2 separate regions of the Homo sapiens genome follow, and region 1 is linked to region 2. Evidence: read pairs that join two places in POLR2A ChIA-PET (ENCODE). Cell type or tissue: PC-9. All regions are shown on one strand.

Region 1 (5,000 bases), 230 kb after region 2:
CAGACACACAAATCACATACAGACAGAAACACAGGCACAGTGACACACACGTGCACACATTCACAATACACACACAGTCAATTCACAGCCCCAAGCTCTCTTCCCCTTGAAATTCACCTACCCCTGAACGTGGACACACACGCTTGGATGCACACGTATCTTACACATTCCCACTGGCAGTCCCAGCTATGTCTCACTTCTTCTCGACTCCCATATTTGCCAATCTTGGCCCAGAGAACCTTCTCCCAGGAAGGGGACATAGAAGGATGATGTTTCTGGAGGTCACCTGCCCCCCACTCTAAGTGAGCCCTAGCCTCCCACCTGAGTCTGTCATTATCCACCTGGGCCCAAAATACCCAGGTAGTGGCAGATAGAAACCACCTCCCCCCAGCTAACCCTACTTCTCTTTCCCGTCCCCCTCTCCAAGGTAGCCTCCTCCACCCCCCTTCCCTCTCTCTGCAGCCCTTGTCCCCCAGCCCCTGACTTCTGGGGCATCCAAGCAGGTCTCAGAGCCAGCCTGGGTCCTACATCTCCCTCTTCCTTGGCACGGAAGCAGTCACATTGACCCCTGCTTGGAGGACCCCAGCATTCCTGATTCTGCCTCTGCTACTACAATGCTGCCCAATCCACCGCCATAGGAGCCTAGAAAACCCTGGAGCCCACACAGCAACCTCACTCAACCCTCCACTCTCTGCACAGGGCCAAAGAGGTTTCTTCCAGGCAGGATGGAGCAGTGGTTAGAGCACAGGCACTGGAGTTATAGAAACCTAAGTTCAGATTCTAGCCCCTTCACTTTCTAGTTGACTTTGAGCAAGTGACTTTCAGAGCCTCCTAGAATTAGGTGACAGGGGTTGGGATCAGTCCCTACTCATGGGATGGTTGGGAAGATTAAATAAAATTATGCTTAGAAAACAAATTGCAAATGACAGCCACCCCATCATCCTTAAGCACCCTTCAAAACCCCACCCCAGGCTCATTTCCTCTTCAGGGTCATCCCTGGGAGGTTCCATGTTCATCCCTCCTTGATGAGCTTTGGGGGACATATCCTTCCACCTCTGCGCCCCCCAGGCAGATTTAGGAGAGTCATTTCAACACAAATAAAACTAGGCTTGGGAAACTCGACACCCACTCCTTTGGCTTCCAGCTCAGAGCCAGGTGGGGTAATTATTGCTGTCACTGAGACGTAATTAATAAGCATCCCTGCTATTTTGGCACCCCCAGTCTCTGGAGTTCAAAGTATATTCCTGTAGCCACCTCCTCCTTCCTCATTTTCAGCTACCAAATCCTCTCAACAACTCAAGGCCCAGAGAGGTTAAGCAACTCGCCTCAGGACACCCAGCACCTAGGCTGGGTGCCAATTCCCAGGCTGAGTCTGTGGCCTCCTGAACAGAACTGGGGAGTGGTGTATGCTGTGAAGAAGGCAACCCCCCTTCCTGCCCATCCTCTCCCTGACAGACTTTCCCCTTTCTCAGATGGACAGTGGGGGTGAGAAGCAGTGGGTTCCAGGAGGTAGCCTGTGGGCAAAGGGAGGGAGAGGAAGGCAGGGTTGGAGCAGGGAGGGAAGGCAGAGTCGGCTCAGGGTCCTGAATGAATGGGCCTAGAGCTGGAGAGGCCCAGGGAATAGGCAAAGTCTCAAGACAGGGCAGCCAGGCCAGTCTCCCCTCCCATCTCCACACACAGACCGACCTCTACTCACAGTCTGCGTGGGGACCCAGGTGTCCAGCCAGCCTGGAGCTCCTGCTGCTGGGCCGTGCTCCCCTGATGCGATTGGGCTCTCAGCTGGGGTTCCTGAGGCGGGGCCGTCCGGCACCCTGTGATGGGGCGTGGCCCCTGGGGAGGCTCCCACCAGCCCTCAGATTCCTCAGGGCCGCAGAGGTGTGGAGCTGGTTGGGCCGGTTCTTCACCCTCCTCCCCTGGTGCTTGCCTGTGCCCCAGCAGGGTGACAGTGATGTAGTAGCGGGTCCTCCTGGAAGAGGGACGCGTGTGTAGGGTCTGGGCAGGCTCTGGCAAGGCAGTCCCTGGGGTGGCGGGCTTGCCCTTTGTCCCCTCTGCCCTGGGGAAGGATGCAGGGTGGAGCAGCAGGGGTGCGTCTTCCAGGTTGCTGGGTGGCTCAGGCCTCAGAGGGACCTCTGAAGCTGTGGGTGGAGACTGCTGACAGGTGCAGCCTGAGGATCCCTGCTCCCCATGTCCAGGAGCAGGCCCTGGGTATTGGGGGAGCCTGGTACGAGCAGACTCTCCTGAGGCCACTTCCAGGGCCAGGCTCTCAGGCCCCAGGGAGGCATGGCTGGCCAGGTCGAAGGCGCTGCCCACCGCTGGCCTCTGTAGGCGCCCCAGGGACTGAGCAGGACCCCCCGAGATTCCTTGTTGCTTCCAAATCCAGAAATCATCATGGTCCCCTACATGGATGTCCCATTCTGAGCAGCTCTGGCCTTGGGCCTGGGTGAAAACAGAGATAGACACTGAGAGAGGCAGGGGCATAGTGACAGCTCCCCCTGCCCTCCAGGCACCCCTGGTACCTGGTATCTTCCCTGTCACAAGGAAGCTGAACAGGGCTCTGACACCAAGGTAAGCTGCCCTAGGGAGAGGCTGCTAAGGCCACCAGAGCTGGACAAAGGGACAGAGCTCTGGGAAGGCCCTTCAGCATTTAACTCACCCCTTCCCATTCTACGTAAGAGGAAAGTGGGGCCCAAAGAAGACGGCGACATGACTGAGATCACACAGCAAGCCAGCGAGGGCTCCCAACGCTCAGGTGCCGCACTCCCTCCCAGGTGACAAGGCACCCAGGGCCTGGCCGGCCATGCCCCCCAAAGGCTGGAGATCTCAGCTTCCTTGCAGTCCTGAGGTGCTTCCCCGCCCTGGGGCTGAGGGCTGGGTGGGAAGGCCTGCCTCAAGTGCCCATGGCCTCTGCCCATTCCAAGCTAACAGAGAGACTGCGGCCACCTCTCTTGTACCCTCCCAGCTTGAGACAGAACACCTGGGAGGATGTACCTGGGATATAAGGGAGCCAGAGAAGAGGGTTCCCCTGAAATGGGACAACACCTGACCTCTTCTGCTGTCTTCCCCTGGGGTCCAGCCTGGCTGTGGGGATAAGAGGAGAGGGCTCAGCACCCCAGACCCAGATGGACACTGCCCCCAAAACGACCCGTTTTAAAAGATGGGCTGTTTCCTTGGCAACAGAGGAGGTCAAAATTCCGCCTAGCAGGGATCCTTGCTGCCAAATGCCTTAATTTACTCATCTATGAAACAGATGCAGCCTCTCATTCCCCAGGGGCTGACCACCTCAAGAGACAAGAGTACAGTGATGAACCTGGAGGCTTGGATCGAGGCAACCTGGGCTTGAATCTCCGCCCTGCTGCTTCCTATAATAGCTGCAGTACCGTTTGTATTTCAGTTTCCTCATGTGGAAAATGGGTGTGATAATAACAGTACCTGCCTCCTGAGAGTGTGGTACAGATGGTACAAGATAGTCCATGCAGAGGGCCCAACACATGACAAGTAGGCAATTAAACACTGGCAATTACTCATGGTATTCAAGACCCAAGAGAGACACATGGCTGCTTGAGCCACCTCCAGAGGAGGCTGCCCTCACTCCTCCAAGGGAAGAACACTTTTTCACTGTTCAATTCAGGGCTCAGGTCCTTACTGCAGATGAGGAAACTGGGGCAGGAGGTTAAGCCACTAGCCCAGCCTCACCCCTGAGGGGCCATGCCAGGAAGTGGGGAAGAGGGACCAAAGATGGAAGGCGGTCAGGCCAAAGAAGAGAATGGAGAGAAGCGAGGCCCCTCTGCCCCTACATCCCTCCCCAGAAGATCCCAGCTTTAGGAAGTCACATTTCCTGAAAGTCCGGGCCCCAACCATGCGGGATGTCCCATATCCATTACTTTATCTCCCACAACAGCCTTGAGAGTGGAGCATTATTGTCCCCATTTTGCAGAAGGGAACACTGAGGTTTCAAGGAGGGGAATGATCTGCCCAGGGTCACATGGTGGATCAGTGGCAGAGGGAGGACTGGAGCTCCGGTTGTCTGACTTGTTGGTCCGGGTTCTCACAACCTGCTCAGCCCTCCCAGAGCTCCTGCCCTCCCCACTCCCCTTTGGATTTTCTCCTACCTTGAGGCTGACATTGCAGGTGGTACCCTGGGCTAGGTCAGAGCAGCTCCGGCCATCCAGAGGCCTGGGAAGGAAGCACACGGGGAAGAGAATGAAGTAGCCTCCTCCTGTGCCAACACCATCACCCCCAGTCTGGACCCGGAAGTCCTCTCCCCCAACCTTTTCTCAGGGCCCACAGCCCAGCAGGATGAACTCCTAACACATTTTGGGGAAGGTCTATGTGGCAGCCTCCTCTCTGTTCCCTCTCCCAGCTGTCCACTTCACCCCCAGAGGCAAAGAAAGAGACAGGAATGGGCTTGATTGCAAAATGGGGGCTGGGCCTGTTATGGGGCTGGAATACAGAGAAAGACAGTGCCCTGATAATGCAAAAGTTGGCCGTTTGCTGAGGCCCTCCTGTGTGCCAGGCTTGGCACTAGGCATTGTACCTACATGATCTCCCCTAAGCCTCACAGTAATCCTAGAAGGTGGATATTAGTGCCCCCTGTTTCTCGGATACAGAAAATGAGGCCCAGAGAGGTGAAATGGCTTGCTTAGACTCCACTCCAAAGGTTGGCTGGACACCACGGCATGAATAGGGGCCAGGTAGGAAAGTGCCTTGGATCCTCCTCTGCGCACTCCATACCCCCAGCAATCAGCAGGGGTCAGAGGCCCCTGCCTCGGTACCGGGTTCCCATTCCCAGGGCGGGTGAGATCGGAGAGCAAGTGTAGCATGGCCAAGAATCATCACTCCAGCCCTGCAGATTGCCTGAGCAACCCCTCCTGGCCCTCCCCACCCCTGACTCATTTGCACCTCCAAGTCCAGAGAGGGAGGGGCAGTGCCGCCTGGGCCTATAGGGCAGGTTTCTGCCAGACAGGGTAAAGGGGGAGGGCGTGTCTTCCAGGCGGGGGCGG
Region 2 (5,000 bases):
TTACTTGATCTGGAAGTTTAAAATTTGGACTAAAAGGTTTTATTGAAATAAAGCCTCTTAAAATGAAAAATCATATACTTTTAACATCACTTTTAAGCTAATAAATATAAGAATTCTTTTGGAAATTAGAGGTGGAAACACACTGGAACCTCATGATAATTGACCCTCTGGATCACCAGATTAGTTTAATTTAACAGATATGTCCAAGGAAGTTGAGCTATAGGGAGTAAGAAAAAGCATCATGATAACGTCTAGTCAATAACATGGCACTTCAGCAGAGATTCATAGATGATGGTATGCCCATGCATCATTTGCTCTTCAAATATCTATGTGCTTGGAGCCACAGTTTCCTAAGCGCATAGTTTTTGGTCCTGCCTCATGTAAAATAGTTAATGATTATCATTTACTTGGAAAGATTTTACCTGTGAAGTGAAATTCTTTCATTGGGGGTAAGGGTATGAGGTGATCAGGAAGTTTCTTCTGGAATTTTATCAAGTCCTTGTATTCTAAAATAGCCAAGCAAAATGATAGTAAATTCTTTGTCTTTGTTCTTTCAGTCAGAGGTATTTATTAAGTACCTACTGTGTGCTCAGCACTAAAGGTTTGTTGATAAAATGACAATTAAAAAATGGCATTTAGCCAAAGGCCTTTTCAGCCAGGAGTAAGAAAAGATGGTTAGTGATATTTGGAAATACCTGGATATTTGCTAGAGGAAAAATGAAAGCAAAACTTCGTACACAGTGCCTTGCCCATAATAGGTACTCAATAAGCAATTGTTCCTCATAGAGTCTTTTGCCATGATTTATGGTGTTTTTTGAAATTTGTCTTAATTGAAAAAAGACCAAATATTTCAAATGAGCTTATAGGCAGCTGTGGCCAGTGAAAATATGGGGTTGTACAGTTAGTTCCTAGAATGTTATTTTGCACTAGTTGTCACTTAGAAAGATGGGGTTCCTGTAGATTTTTTGGTGCTAAGGGATACTTTGTCATTATGATGAAGTAAGTGTTAAGTGTCAGATAAATAGCACACAGAATAGTTCTTTCTGCTGGTCTGTTTTTTCTCTTCGTTGTTGTTGTTTTTAATTGTAAATTGTTATCAATCAAACTATTGTAGCAGCTACAAAGTAATTCACCAGCATGACAAAATGGTCAAAAAATAAGTCATCAGCACTTAAGAAATGAAAGCAACTTTTGAAATTTTCTGTTAAAATTGTCAAATATATTTTATGAAGAATTTATAAAAGGGGAAAATGATTGTAATTTATTGTTCATGACTTTTTTTTTTAAATAAAGTGAGTTTCAACAAAAAAAAAACTGAAAATTCTACATTGCTGCTTTAGTGGCTCTGTGAGTAGTTCTGTAGTACTTTACTTCATGAGCATAAAATAGAAGGTATAAAATCTGAAACAATGTATTTTTCAGACTTACCTTTTAAATGATTCTGAAATAGAAGTGATTGCCAAGGAAAAGATGATTGAATTATAGGAGTTTCAGCATTTCAAGTTCTCTGAAATTTTAGTGCTGTCTTGCTGTATTTGCTTTGCACACAAGAAGAACTCGTATTGCCAGAGATGAAATTTTTTATTCATTTATCCTTCTGTTTCATTAAGCTGAGGATGCAGCTCAGACTCAGCATAATATATATTAAATAAATGAGAGGATGCAGTTTTTCAATCTATAACTTGAGACGATGGTTTAATTTTCTATTAAAAATTTGGGCCCACTTTTTTATGTTTATCATTTCTGCCTGAAGATACAGTCTATTTAGTGGTCCAATGGAACAGCAGAGGAGAATATGGAAGACAGAAAACAACTCTACATGTGACCTAGTGAAAGTAGGCATCAAGAATTGTGGCTTCAAAAATCAAACCAAAAAAATAGGGGAAAAAAAAAGAATTGTAGCTTCCTACTCTTCTGCTTTCCCTTGGTATAACCTTTATAGACAGGCAAATTTTGCTTTCTAGAGATTGTTTTTAATTGAAGCTTTAAATATTTGTATTTACTAGCATTTTGTAATCCTTTGCAGTTTACAAAGCACCTTCACATGGTTTTTACGTATCTTTTTCACTGAGTTTTACTTAAAATAGGGGCTGATTTCCTGATGAAATTAACAGTAATTACACCAGTTACTGAGATGATGACAAAAGGTTTTACCTTAAGACAGGGTTTTGGTGCCTAATCTCTGACTCCAGTTGGAGTTTTCTCTGACAACGAAGCTTTATCTTTCTCACTGATGTAATGACACTTGGTTGTTTTGGTCTTTTCTTTAAATTCAAATGTTGCTCTCTTTGCCAACCAATCATAGACATCCTGTAAAGTGCAGTGTAATGACAGACGGTTGGTTTGTGGTTAGATAATAACTCCCACTTGAGAAAACCTACAAGGCTGCCACACCTCTTGAAGGCCAAGTGCGTCTTTTAAAGGCAGTACTTTCACCTTTGCAATCATTTTTCATTGCACAGAAGGAAATTGAGAAAAAAAAAAAGCTTGGGCTTTGACTTTACTCTTTTATTTCCTGTTCAGCCCAGTATTTCAAGCTCAGCTTGTTCTGAGCAGAAGTTGGGCAACTTGATATTACCAAAGGCATCCTGGTCTAGCAGAAAAAGCCCAGGCTTTGGAGTAGCAGATGTTGTGTGGTAGCTCATGCCTGTAATCCCAGCACTCTGGGAGGCCGAGGTAGGTGGATCACCTGAGGTCAGGAGTTCGCGACCAGCCTGGGCAACATGGTGAAACCCCATCACTATTTTTAAAAATACAAAAATTAGCTGGGTGTGGTGGCGGGTGCCTGTAATCCCAGCTACTTGGGCGGCTGAGGCAGGAGAATCGCTTGAACCCAGGAGGCAGAGGCTTCAGTGAGCCGAGACCGCACCATTGCACTTCAGCCTGGGCAATGAGCGAAACTCCATCTTAAAAAAAGAAAAAATTCATCAAGCTGCACTTAAAATGTTTACATTTTTCTCTAGGTATGTTATACTTCAAGAAAAATTTTATTTTTAAAAAATGTGCATTGGGGCTACTGGTGACAGCTATTATCAGGCAGAAGGAAAGGACACAGACTTTGAAAATAGACTCTTTACCTTTCTGTTACTAGCTGTGTGACTTTCATGAGTTCCCTAGCCCCTCAAATTCAGTTTCCCACATGTTTAAGCAGAGACAGTACCTGACTCAGAGCGCTGTGAAGATAAAAGGAGCCAATGCATGTAGAAATGCGTGGCATGCTCAGGAAATGTCAGTGCTTCCCGTTCACCCGGGAGGACTCCTAGGAAATGACTCTGAGCTGCCTTTACTGCTAATTTGTACTGCTGATAGGGAGCACGTTGATTGGTTTGTTTAATTTAGCTTACATTTTTACCACAATTATTAGAGAAATACATTCGGTTATGGTGATGTCCTGCGTGTCTCTTTGCCCTGCAGCCCTATTTAAGAACAAGGATAGTTCAATAAAAATCCCCTCAGCCCAGTTTTCTTTCCTCCTTCTACTTGCTGATCACATGATTGATAGTAATTCAGGATGTTTACTGTCTCTTTCACATAGACTACCATGCGTGGAAATTAGGAAAGTAGTAATAAGTACCAAATACTAGAATGACATGCCATTTCTCCTGGCTTTAGGTAGAAGGCAGGGAGCGTTTACTGACGTGATTTGAGAAGCAACAGTAGAAGCACAGCTGTGAGGGCGGCGTGGAGCAGGGCAGCAATGGCTAGAACTTGGAAGTTGGAATTACAGTAGACTCAGTGTTTCTCAACTCTGGCTACTTGTTACAATTTTAACCTGAGGAGGGCAAAAGCAAGCAAAAATCCTGATGACTTCTGCTTCTGGCCATTATGGAGTAACAGGGTTCTATTCCTGCCATAAACAACTCAAATGTCAGACACTGGGAAACTAGCAGTGCACGACAGCAATCCCTGGGAGAAAAGGATCAAATGGGGTGAGCCCTGTGGTTGCCCCAACTTGGAGGGAATCTTTAGGCTGCTGTACAGGGAATAAGTACCTAAACAAGGTTCAACAGTCTCCCTGAGTTGAGGAGACAGAATTTAGGGTTCAGGGAGCACAAGCCAGCTAGGATTCATGGGGCAGAGTATCAGAGAGAGAGAGAGAGACAGATGGTAACAAAGAATTCCAGACCTTGTTGTTTATTTTTTTTCTTTTCTTTTTTGTCCTGTTTTTTATTTGTCGGTGAGAGTTCCAGACCTTTGCAGAAAGTTTTTTTCAAGACATCAGCTGAGGCAGGGCCAGGTAACTCACATCTGTAATCCCAGTACTTTAAGAGGCCAAGCCAGAATGATCACTTGAGCCCAAGAGTTGGAGACCAGCCTAGGCAACATGGTGAAACCCTGTCTCTACAAAAAATAAAATAAAATTATCCAGGTGTGATGGTGTTTGCCTATAGTCCCAGCTACTTGGAGGCTGAGTTGGGAGAATCACCTGAACCCAGGAAAGTCAAGGCTGCAGTGAGCTGGAATCACCACGCTGCACTCCACCCTGGGCGGCAGAGCAAGACCTGCCTTAAAGAAAACATACACACTCACACACACACTCTCTCTCTCTCTCTCTCTCACACACACACACACACTCACACACTCACATTCACACACACAGTATCAGCTAAGTACTAATCAGTCATGCTTATGAAGAAACTATCAGACCTGAATGCAGGAAAGATCCCCTGAAAGGATTAGGCAGAACAATCCTGGAGCTCACACAGGACCAAGAATAATTGATATTTCCACCAGCCAGAACAGAAAGACCTTCTTCCAATATACAGAGCATCACAGAAGAGTATTGTCTCAGTAGTGAGGCCAAGGCTAACAGCTATTCTGGACCTGTCTATCCAAGCTTAAAAGTAAGTCTTGAAAGGTACACAGACAAAATTATAGCAAATTTGATTTAAAGATCTATATTGGCTTTTCTTTGTGATTCTAGAAAAAGGCAACACCTTATTCTATAAAATACAGTGAGTATTCCGATAAGCCAAGCAGAAAAGTATGGTTTTATAGAC

The links. ChIA-PET counts read pairs that join two places held together with the same protein. Peaks named below come from ENCODE experiments on the same cell type or tissue, not always from the same donor. Only the 100,000 strongest peaks of a DNase experiment are listed, where the experiment ranks them.
Region 1: POLR2A ChIA-PET joins it to region 2 with 5 read pairs; 2 of 35 experiments call an interaction of 5 or more read pairs at or near these places.

The regions. Positions count from the first base shown.
Region 1 is chr1:26,352,350-26,357,349 of GRCh38, forward strand. CRYBG2 (crystallin beta-gamma domain containing 2) reads right to left here and starts at 1,781. Exons shown (of 20, transcript NM_001039775.4): 1 at 1,687-1,781. In PC-9, no CTCF peak of the experiment used is centred here; a DNase peak (open chromatin) is centred at 1,892; H3K4me3 peaks cover 2,447 bases; H3K27ac peaks cover 4,101 bases.
Region 2 is chr1:26,124,230-26,129,229 of GRCh38, forward strand. PDIK1L (PDLIM1 interacting kinase 1 like) reads left to right here. Exons shown (of 3, transcript NM_152835.5): 3 at 1-1,326. Among named protein-coding and RNA genes, the nearest start is that of PDIK1L, 15 kb to the left of the region's middle. RefSeq lists a silencer at 4,429-4,723. In PC-9, no CTCF peak of the experiment used is centred here; a DNase peak (open chromatin) is centred at 2,442; H3K4me3 peaks cover 886 bases; H3K27ac peaks cover 3,651 bases.